Linked DNA regions of Homo sapiens: region 1 is linked to region 2. Evidence: chromatin contacts called from ENCODE Hi-C data. All regions are on one chromosome and are shown on one strand. The core of a region is the stretch at or near the end of the contact, and the rest is flanking DNA. Distances in the headings are between cores, read along the strand shown. Region 1 holds the start of LINC01489 (long intergenic non-protein coding RNA 1489). Region 2 overlaps GUCY2C (guanylate cyclase 2C).

Region 1 (5,236 bases), core at 565-3,064, 390 kb before region 2:
TTGTGGGGCATTTAATTATGAGCTCAAGACTGGTGATCAGTGCTCTTATTATAATACCTACTCCACAAGTGTGTGAAGAATCAAGTGCCTAGCATCCTGTCTTGCGCCTCGGAGGCACTCAATAGACAGGAGTTTAAGTCATTGCTGAGAGGAAGATAAATGAACTTATGACTTCTCTGCAGGTCAAGCAACTCACTATACCGATGGCTTCAACCTTCCCACTGCATCATTTCTTCATGTTTTGCAGATCATGAGAAAATGCTGTCATTAGCCAAGTCAGATTGTCTTCTGAACCTTAGGTCAACAACTCTGCCACAGAAAGCCTGCTATGGGCATAATTGTGAAATTAAAGAGAATTTCTGCAATCTCAGATGGCACTTTCTGTCCTCCTTCTGGTCCCACCCCAGGTGTTCTTAATGAACAATCAGCTGTCGGAAAGCTGCCCTAATTCTGCCCCACAGGAAAGAACAACTTCTTAAAGTGTGGTTCTCAAACTCCATGTGTCAGCATCCCCTCAGACGCCACAGGGACAAGCGAGTGGGCTGTCGAGATTGGAACATCCTGAAAACTGCTCAAAATATTCCACATGAAAAAACAAAGAAGTATTTTACCTGTGCGGGGATAGGATTGCAGACCCACAGGAAGTTTTTCTCCACTCTATTATCACAGAAAGGGATGCTCTGAGAATTCATGAACGATTGGGGTTTCTGTTCTGCATTTTTAAAAAGAGGGAGTTTGAAAGTAAGAGAACATTAATCCGATGGAAATGTGTTAAAAATTGATAAGTAAGACTGGAGCATTTGTATTTTGTGTAAATCTCTATTTGTTTTATGTGTTTAAATACCCACCAACAGAAAAACATTTTTAAATTAAAAGAAACCCCACTATCATTTTAAATTAAATTAAAAGAAGTCCTGCAAGTTTGTGAATTGTTAAGAGCTTTGAAATATAGAATTTGCAGAAACACACATAGCTGTAGGATAAAGAACATGATCCATCAGAGTCCGGGTCAGGAAACTAGAAAGCATATTATAACAGATGGAATGTATTATAAATTAATTATAATCAGTTATAAGGAATTGGCTAAGCTAAATAGAGAAGGTAGAATAAAGGGAAGAAATTGCGGTTCCGTCCCAGGTGTTCCTAATGAGCAATCAGCTGTCTGAAAGCTGCCCTAATCAGAGAAGATGCCCGGCAGAGCCATTGTCAGACTCGGACCAGATCTCTGAGGAGAGGGCACTGCCTGGCTGCTATGGGTAACTTTGCAGAAAAAGTGTAGAAAGAAGGTGGAGACTAGAACCAGACCAATTGCTGCTGCCAAGAGAGGGCGGTTGTTGCTGGCGGATGCCGCTGCCAGGAACAGGGACTTCTCCTTCCCTCCCTCCCTTTCTAGCCTTCCAGCAAGCATCCAGTGCCTCCCTCTCAGAGAAGCCTCACAGGCAGCCAAAACTCTATTTCCTATCATCCCAGCCCCAGTGCCATAAAGCTGAGTAAGGAAAGGTGGGTTTGAAGTAGAGAGACAATAGCTTCATAAACCAGCACACTGTCTTCTTAGGAAACCCTTCAAGTAAACTGAAGTAGATTAAAAAAAAAAATCACAGCAGATGCTTCAGCTGGTAACTGCAGTTTGCAAACAAAGAACCGCACTGCTGTAACCCGAGTGGGGAAGCCTCTGCTTATGCCATAGTGATCTTTGCAACTATCCATGCACACAAATAATTTTCTCATGTATTTACTCACCCAGGAAGTATTTACTGAGTTCCTTCTATTTCTAGGCATTTCCTAGGAAGTGGAGTGGGTATAACAGTGAACAACACAGGCAAATTCCCTGTCCTTGTGGAGGTGATGTTGTAACAGGATAGGCAGACAACAAGCATGCTAAAAATAGCCGGTAGTGCTAAGTGTAAAAAGACTGAAGATATGTGGGAACAAAGGGGTATCCAATCCACTTCCTTTTCCTAATGCAACAAACACATAACATTTTAATAAAAACAACTGATTATGCTAGCTCACATGGGCTAATATTTTACATTAACTTTCTTTCATAAGCCATCATTTCATCTGTCGGTGGTTCATACTAAGCAGCCTGGCTCACATCATATCTCTTAAAACAATAAGACCCAGAACCCTAAGATTCACCACTTCTGGTGAGAGCCAAAGTACATATACATGAGCTCCAGCCCTGCACACTGAGGTGGATGAGCTTCAGGACATTCTCTTTAAGACTGTTCTTGTGTCCCAGACATAGCATGTAGGGGTCTGAAATAATCCTCAAAGAGCTTTAATGATGAACTTTGCAAGAGAAGATATTTGGGAGAAGTAGAAAACCAGAGGACATGTTTCAGAGACTGGTCCTTCTTTTCAAACTTCAGGGGAAAATCACCTACTTGTATCTTAGCGTATAGTTGGTTGCCTGAATGAAATAATTTCAAATGATGGTTATTCTAATTCTGTCATATTTTTTACTTTAGGCAAAATAAATATTACAAATGTCTTGACTCCAATTTGTTTTGCTTCTTCAAGGCACCATAACTACTGAAATATTGAGGATATAAATCAAACCTGTTGTGTACATATTTCTTGTGGTGACCTATGTTAGAAAAATAACTGAGGCTGTAGCATGCATTTACTAATCCTTCATTTAAATGCCATGCAGCAGCTGCAGATTATGTATACTGAAATGATGATCATGCTGTGGATAGAAGCTTTAATTATTTGGGGATGGGGATTTTTTAAAACCACACTTCTCAGTATGTTCCTTCTTATACCTAACATTAAAACATTTTTCACTCCTTTTCTGAAAATCTAATAATACTGGCCACTGTATGTAAATGACCTCTAAAGTGACGCATGCTTTCCCAAGTGTGGCACAATCTCTGGTTTCACATAGCTGGCTTCACTCAGTTCCATCACCTACTTGCCTTTGGAGGCATTTGAGTTTTGCAAACTCTGTACTTAGTGAATAGCTCAGAAGAGATATTAAATATGTTTAATAATCAATAAGGCATGGGCAATAAATAGGTGAGGTCCTAGAAGTCCGATGCAGTGTTAGGCATTAGCCCATTAACTTCTAATTGTGAGAAGAGGCTAAGTTGAAGGGATATGGGGGATGCCTAGGGGGATCATGACAGGAGTTATTAACCCGTCATTTAAATATCAATATCTGAACTACCTATATGGCCGTATCAACTGAATATCAGATCTAGGTGTGTATTCATTAGGTGAAGAAGTCGTGAAACTCCTTCGTGAGTTTAAAATATGAAAGATAATTTTGACATAAGGAAATATATTGAAAAAATCTGAGAGGTGAAGTGAAGAAAGAAGGGATGGTGCCTTCAGATACACAGAACTAGAGGTAGAGGAAAGAGTATGTGTGCGTGTGTGTGTGTGTGTGTGTGTGTGTGTGTGTACCAAAGCCTAAGGAAAGCCTGAAGAGATAACAAATAATATTGTTTCTGAAGGCCTGAGCTTTGAACTTTGAGCTGCTTAAGATGCTACATGTACAAAACAGCTGATTTCTCCTTTAAAATGGATAAGAAAAGCAATGATTCCCTCAACCTGGTTCATAGTCCTGAAGTAGTAATAGAAGAACTAGGACAACAGGTACCTCTATCAGATCCCTTATCCCACTTATCTGTCTCTTTCCACTGGACTAAGAGTTTCTTTCATCTTTGTTTCCCAAAACCTAAGACAGTGCCTGGCAGATAATGTGCCTTCTCTGGCTCCCTTCCAACCTCAGAATGATTCAGGCTTTCTTTGTGCCAGTTTATCTGGCTCAACTGGAAGGTCTTTAAGGGAATGGGCCATGTTTTCATTACTTAACATTGTGCATAGTGCCTGACTCAGAGTAAGGCTTAATATATTTGTTGAATAAATAAGCGAATGAATATCAATCAATGAACTACCTTGGCAAACACTTGTGAGAAAAATCTGTAAGACTAAGAATTTATTTGCTCAAAGTATGCTGCCAATTTATGAAATAATAGGGCAGACATTAGTGATTGGCTACCCAAAAGTCATTCCTGATCCCTTCATTCTTGTGGTCTTCTTGTACAGCACTTAATAAGTGCATATTACATTCCAGAGCAGATGGAGGTCCTCAGTTAGCCCTTGATTTATTGATTGGAAGGAGCAGAAACTGTCTCCAACTTCCTTTGTAAATTCCTACTCTAAAAAGTAGATGTACAATAATTTCCATTACATGAAACCAACATCATAAAGAACATGAAGGAAAGAGCATTTTGTGAGAATCGGAAAACCATATGAGCACTAATGAAATAGAACAATTTAACATCAAAAGAAAGCTGTCAAGTTGTTCAAGATGCTGGATTGGGTGCAGACATTTATGTCCTGTGCTTCCCAGAACACAATGCAATAGTTCAGAAACACACACATAAAGTCAAGAAAACAGCAGGGATGGGGGGAAGAGTAACCAGTAGAGGAGAGATTTCAATAAATCACTGCAAGACAGAAAACAGATGGGAGTACGGTGATGGACCACAGCAAAGAAGTTATAGCCTGGAATATTCCATGAGGGGGCTGAGTGGGGACTGGAATGCCATGATCTGCCAACTAGAATATTCTAGAGGGGCTCTGGGCTCAGGAGGGAGGAATTGGTCTGGAGCCTGGAAACAGGAGGATTTATTGAATATATAAACAGAGAAGAGGTATGCCAGTTAAATTCCTCTCTCTCCACCTCCCTCACTGCTTACAATTGTAAGCCATCTGGGGAATTAAGACTTCAAATGGGATGTTGGCCTACTCCAGAGTGAAGTCACCTCATTCTGACTTTTGGGGGAACCCCATCTGACAGCCACCTCCACATTTTCTCATTTTAAAGCTAAACTTGCCATTCCACAAACTCCCCCCTTGTAAACAAAGCTCCCTACCAGAATTTCCGCTTGGTGGAATAGCCTATCTGGACATCAGTACTGGACACCAGTATATCAGAGGAGATGCCTATACCAGATCCCCATCCTTCATTCTTAAATAGGAAGAGACAAACCCGAAGACGATTAGACATGTGAGAAAAACCAGCAGCATTAAGAAAAAAAGAAGATAAAAAGAAACAATGACTGGAGGAGAAAAAAAGAGAACTCAAGCACTGAGAAATATTTTACATTCATAAACTTTCTGGGTGCTAAGAAAATGGGGCAAGCAGAGAACTGTAAAGAGACTAAAAACAGGACACAAAAAAATCAATGGAATGATAGGAAAATACAGTCATAAAAATATC
Region 2 (5,931 bases), core at 331-2,830:
TCTTCTGTACTCATCACGATGAGCACCCTCCATCCTCTGCAAGAGAAATGACCACCAAAAAATGTGAACTCAAAACTTGCCTTTACTCCAAAGAGCCCTTTTGAGATTTTGAACTCTGCCAGCATTTCCTCTGCCATATCCAGGTTTTGTATCCAGTTCCTCCTCCAAACACAAGAGCTACATACAGTCTGGTCCAGGACTTATTTAATTTGAATCAAAACCCTTGTCCCCCCACTTACTTCCCTACTCTTACTACACACTGCTGCTATGATCTGAGGTCACCTCTCTTGCCAGTTGCTTTACTATTCGGAAGCTCTAGAATCACAAGGAGTGAATGACAAGGTGTGGCCCCATTCTCCTCCTCTTCCTCATCTGGAAGCTTGTTAAAATGCAGATGTGTGGACACTCTACCAGGCCTACTATGCAAGATTCTCTGTGGGCGTAGATCAGAAATCTATATTTTTAACAAGATAATGTGTTTGTGACCACACTAATATTTGAGAATCGCTATTCCAGATTCTTCATGCAGTTCCTCACATTTAAAACAGCTGCCCTCCATAGCCATCAGTTGTCTCCAAATGCTTCTCAGGCTGCTTTTCCAAAGTTATTGGAATCTTTTCACAACTGGCAAAGCCAGCTATTAACTGTAAGTTACCTGTCTCCGGTAGCCATAATGCTTCTGGCCTTTACATTTGGATTGCACCTTGGAAAAGTCTCCTTTTACGTAAAAGTGTCCTAACATCACACTTGCTTTTTGAGTCCTCCATAAGTACATTTTTTACAAAGAACACTTACCCCAAAATAGAACCAGTTTATGGATTGCTATGGTCCAAACACAGCCAGTGAACCACTACTTTTTTAAATGAGTTTAACAATATATATCAATTATATATATATATATATCAATCACTCATTTTTAAATTATTGATATATATTATAGATATATATTATTAAACTCATTTTTTAAAAATAGTGGTTCACTGGCTGTGTTTGGGCCATATGTATTTTGTATCTCTTTTTCAAATACCAGCTTTAGCAAAAACAGGGTTTCCAGTATTCCAGTAAATTTCCATACATTCCGTAGCCTCCAGATGGGCCCCAGAAATGCCACTTAATGAGTTCTTAATTGTGATGTACATGTGTTTGTAATAAGATAGGGAAACTGTAGCAAAAGTTTTGTAGCAAAACTTTATTGCAAAAAGGGCTAGAAGGAAATATGGACAATGACAACCAGTTGGATTTGTTGACGTAGCAGAATTGTAGATGAATTTTCTTCCTTTTTAAGTTAGAGTTCTTGTGATGTTGCTAGAGTGATATTTTAAAATGTCTTTTGGGGAAAAAAAAGAAAACTCTACTTTGAGAAAAGGATGTCTGCTGAATGAGAAACTTATTTTTAAAAAGGCACTTGGAAATAAAAATCTGTCTAGAGATAATGCAAATCATAACAGGAATGTGTGATGTGCTTAAATATTGGCACTGATGAGAAATGCGGAAGTGAAACATGTCACAGAAACAGATCATTATGGAAACAGTGGTCTACAACTGAACTGACTCCTTGGACTCCGTGGTACGTAACTCTTTTGTCTTACCAGGGAAGAGGAAATGAGACTACCTACTGGCTGACTGGGATGAAGGACCAGAAATTCAACCTGCCAACCCCTCCTACTGTGTAAGCTTCTGGGTGTGGCAGGGACAGGGAGGAAATTAGAGATCTTGGCTTTGTTAGTTACAGCCAATTTAAATTGGCAAATGCCTTACAAGTGGCATATATTGCATAAGAAGTAAGGGACTATACATGAGAAGGTTTAGAAACCTCCCTTCCTAGACTGCAAGAAGGGGATTATCCTGAAACCCTGCATTTTCCTGAGACCTCAATGAAACAGAAAAGTATTTAGCCTTGGCTTCCCTGTCTGGAACACAGACTTGCTTCCCTGAATCAGATGTGGGGGCTCAGTATAAAACTACCTTTTTTTTTTTCCACTGTGGATCCTTTATCCCAAGAGGGAGCTTCCACCTGGAAAAGAGGAAGAATGAACAGACTATTTAGAACTTGAGGAGATTTTGTTATTTCATTTATTTCATTTTATTTACTGGCTCTGTATTCATGATATTTTTAACTGTCAAAATTATGTTTTAAATGCCTTATCTGCATTAAAGTATACTTAACTTATAGTTTATGCAGAAAATATACTATATATTAGACAAGAATGAGTTAAAAGTTTCCTGAGTCTGGGTATGAGCTTCTACCTATTCTGTCCACTTTCTTAGACTGTACCAGTCATCATCTTGTTCTTGCTGAAAAACTGACTATATTGCCCTGCAATAAAGCATGGCAAAGCTAGCGTTGTGTTCCAGGCTTGCTCGGGAGAACAGAAGACACTTTAGAGTTCACTTCATGCATGTCTTGTTCTGACAAGAGTGGAGCATACTGGGGGCAAAGAGGCTCTCTGCATTCCACTCCTGTCTTCATCTTTCTGTTGAGTTGCCTGATGAAAACAGGACCTGCCCCAACCCCAAGACTGCGGTTCTGGGTCTTAACATGAAGTCTGTGTTCTCCCTGAGATGAGGAAGACAAAGTTTCAGGGTTAACTGACAGGTTTCACTTCTCCTAAAGGTGACTCAAGCTGTCACCCAGTTGCCTGTCAATACATGTTACTGCAGCCATATGGCCATTTCCTTGGCTTTTGCTATGGTTGAGAAACTCTGTCTTGCAGAGGCCTAGATGTCAGACCCAGAGAGATGGCAACCTTCTAGAAAAGCCAAAACAACCCAAATCTTCCCTGGGGCATGAGAAACCTGGCTCCTTACTTGGAGTGTTCCAGGTCCATTCTAAACTCGTGGTCCCCTCCACCATTCTAAGCCTTCCCCAAACAAGACTCACACTGTTAAGTATGTGTGGGACCAATGAGTTTTCAGGGTTGTGTGGCAGGGGCCTAGCATCCTCCCAGCTTCTTTTCCCCTTCCTGCAGTGGCATATGTAAACCTAGATCCTCCCAACCATGCCTCCAAATTCCAGCAGCATATTGTTTCACTTTGAAATTGAAGCCTAATTTCCTAGCAGAGATAACAGTTTTTTAAGCTCATCAAAGGCAGGGATCATTTTGTATTCTTTGGATTTCCTGTGTCTAGCACAGAATAGGCATTCAAAGAGTAACTGACTAACTGAACTGATTATTCTGGAGCTAAGGAATATTCTGTATGAATTGCTGAGAAGTTCTATTTTCTCTTCCCACTCTGTTTCCAGGGAGAATCAACAGCGTTTGCAAGCAGAATTTTCAGACATGATTGCCAACTCTTTACAGAAAAGACAGGCAGCAGGGATAAGAAGCCAAAAACCCAGACGGGTAGCCAGCTATAAAAAAGGCACTCTGGAATACTTGCAGCTGAATACCACAGACAAGGAGAGCACCTATTTTTAAACCTAAATGAGGTATAAGGACTCACACAAATTAAAATACAGCTGCACTGAGGCAGCGACCTCAAGTGTCCTGAAAGCTTACATTTTCCTGAGACCTCAATGAAGCAGAAATGTACTTAGGCTTGGCTGCCCTGTCTGGAACATGGACTTTCTTGCATGAATCAGATGTGTGTTCTCAGTGAAATAACTACCTTCCACTCTGGAACCTTATTCCAGCAGTTGTTCCAGGGAGCTTCTACCTGGAAAAGAAAAGAAATGAATAGACTATCTAGAACTTGAGAAGATTTTATTCTTATTTCATTTATTTTTTGTTTGTTTATTTTTATCGTTTTTGTTTACTGGCTTTCCTTCTGTATTCATAAGATTTTTTAAATTGTCATAATTATATTTTAAATACCCATCTTCATTAAAGTATATTTAACTCATAATTTTTGCAGAAAATATGCTATATATTAGGCAAGAATAAAAGCTAAAGGTTTCCCAAAACTGTGTATGCGTTTCTACCTATTTTGCCCATTTTCCTGGAATACATCAGTCACATCATCTTGTGCTTACTGAAAAACTGACTACATTCACTCACACTGAAGTACGGCAAAGCTAGCATTGTTGCTCAAGGGTGAGAACCTTGAAGGTTAGTATCACTTGCTACACATGAGGGAATTTTTGACCTTTATACAGAGGTGTTGCTTCAGCTTGTCCAATTAACAATGTGGATGGCAGTGATCCAAGTATGGGACCCAGGCAAAAGTCAAGTTCCTGTACTGCACTTTTCTAACTACAAAGTAATCCATGTCTCCAGGCTCCTGATCTTTCATCAGTAAATTATGAATTATAATACTCACTTCATTTTAGACTGCGCCACCCCTTCCCCCAAGCTGGCATAACACCACTCACAGATAATTTCCTTAGACCCACAGTTTACAAGGTAAAAGGAGGGAATTGGAGATGGAAGTTTGATCTCCCCACCAGTCTGAGAATCTTCACAAGAAGCTCACTCTGGTCCTGTCTCATGAACCATTGCAAGTACCAGGTGGGCTGAAACACCAGGGGTGAACTGGGGACAAAAAGCGGAGGTGCTGATTGCTGAAACTGACATGCAGATCTTGCAGCTGCTCTGTACTCCAATCAGCAGAGATGCCATACTGAGAAAACTGGATGATGCAACAGTCCTACTCTAGGCAAAACCCACAGGAAAGCCTGAATCCCTGGTTAGATTTCCCACAAAGCCCAGGTGCTAATGTGGAACCTTCCTCTTACTTGGAAACAACTAAAAGGTTTTTTCCTTTTAAACAACCTTTGAATTCTAGCACTCTCCTAAGGCTTCCCCAGACCAGGAAGCAATAGCAGACCAGTGACTAAGTTACAACATTAAGCACTAAAAGTCTAACACCACCAAGAATACCTGTAAAAGCTGGAAGAAGTGACCATCTCCTCGAATGTGCGGGCATCAATGTAAAGACACAAGGATTGTGAAAACTCAGGGAAATATGATACCATCAAAAGAAACCAACAAAGCTCCAGTAATAGACCCAAAATAATTGAAGGCCCGTAACATGTCTGACAGAATTCAGAAAAATCTTAAAGAGTTCAGGGAAGCACAAAAGAGTATAGATTAAAAAAATTAAATGAAATTTGAAAAACAATCCAGGAACAAAATGAGAAAATTGACAAAGAAAAAAATATAAAAACACACATAAAAGTAGAAATCTTAGACATAAAGGATAAAATAGCTAAACTGGAAAAGCTCATTATAAAGCTTCAACAACATATTTAATCAGAGGAAAGAATGGGCTTGAAGACAGGACATATGAAATTACCCATCCGAAAAGAAAAAAAGAATTAAAAAGAATTATAGGATACCATCAAGCAAACTAACCTTCATATAATAAGAATTCCTAAAGAAGATGAGAGAGAAAAGAGCCATATTTTAAAAATTATAGCTGAAAGATTTTCAAATCTGAAGAAAGATGATAGCACTCAGGTACAGGAAACTCAGAGGTCACCAATCAAATTCAAAGAGGAATTCCCCAAATCATATCATAATCAAATTATCAAAAATCAAAGATAAAGAAGGAATATTCAAACCAGGAAGAGAAAAAAAAAGCACATTCAATAGAGCCCCAATATAGCTTGCAGTAAATCTCTTAGCAGAAACTTTGCAGACTAGGAGACAGTGAGATATATATTCAAAGTATTGAGAAAAAGATACTGTCAGCTAAGAATACTGTATGCAACAAAGCTATCTTTCAAACATGAAGGACAGATAAAGACTTTCCTAGACCAAAAAAAGAAAAAAAAAACAAACCCTGAGGGAATTAATCAACATCAGGCTTGTCATACAAGAAATCCTAAAGGGGGTCCAGCAGTCTAAAAGAGAAGGATGTTAACATGTAACAAGAAAACATCTGAAGGTATAAAACTCACTGGTAAAAGTAAGAATAGAAATTCAGAATACTCTAGTACTGTAATTATGATATATAAACCAATTATATCTTAATTATGGAGACTAAAAC

Evidence for each region. A loop is a pair of places that touch in the nucleus more often than their neighbours do. Pooled maps may share reads with other maps.
Region 1: a loop to region 2 is called in a map with no recorded cell type, with 2.4 times the contacts of the local background. The contact joins the promoter of LINC01489 here to the enhancer-like site in region 2. A Hi-C loop is called at or near these places in 3 of 168 maps with a recorded cell type or tissue (GM12878, Right ventricle myocardium inferior and heart right ventricle), 6 of 37 single-sample maps with no recorded cell type and 9 of 50 pooled maps.

What each region holds. Positions count from the first base shown.
Region 1 is chr12:14,998,411-15,003,646 of GRCh38, reverse strand. LINC01489 (long intergenic non-protein coding RNA 1489) reads right to left here and starts at 1,814. Exons shown (of 4, transcript NR_120466.1): 1 at 1,741-1,814; 2 at 612-712.
Region 2 is chr12:14,610,605-14,616,535 of GRCh38, reverse strand. It overlaps GUCY2C (guanylate cyclase 2C), which reads left to right. Exons shown (of 27, transcript NM_004963.4): 26 at 1,593-1,669; 27 at 3,245-3,904. The coding sequence ends at 3,419. PLBD1-AS1 (PLBD1 antisense RNA 1) reads right to left here. Exons shown (of 6, transcript NR_120465.1): 3 at 3,610-3,657; 4 at 1,966-2,014. Among named protein-coding and RNA genes, the nearest start is that of PLBD1, 46 kb to the right of the region's middle. RefSeq lists a silencer at 1,636-1,685 and enhancers at 2,218-2,467, 2,488-2,587, 2,598-2,647. Within about 2 kb of position 1,580, at least 7 of the 41 ENCODE cell types and tissues checked have a DNase peak (open chromatin) inside an H3K27ac peak, as active enhancers do; they include GM12878 and heart right ventricle, where a contact is called at or near this core.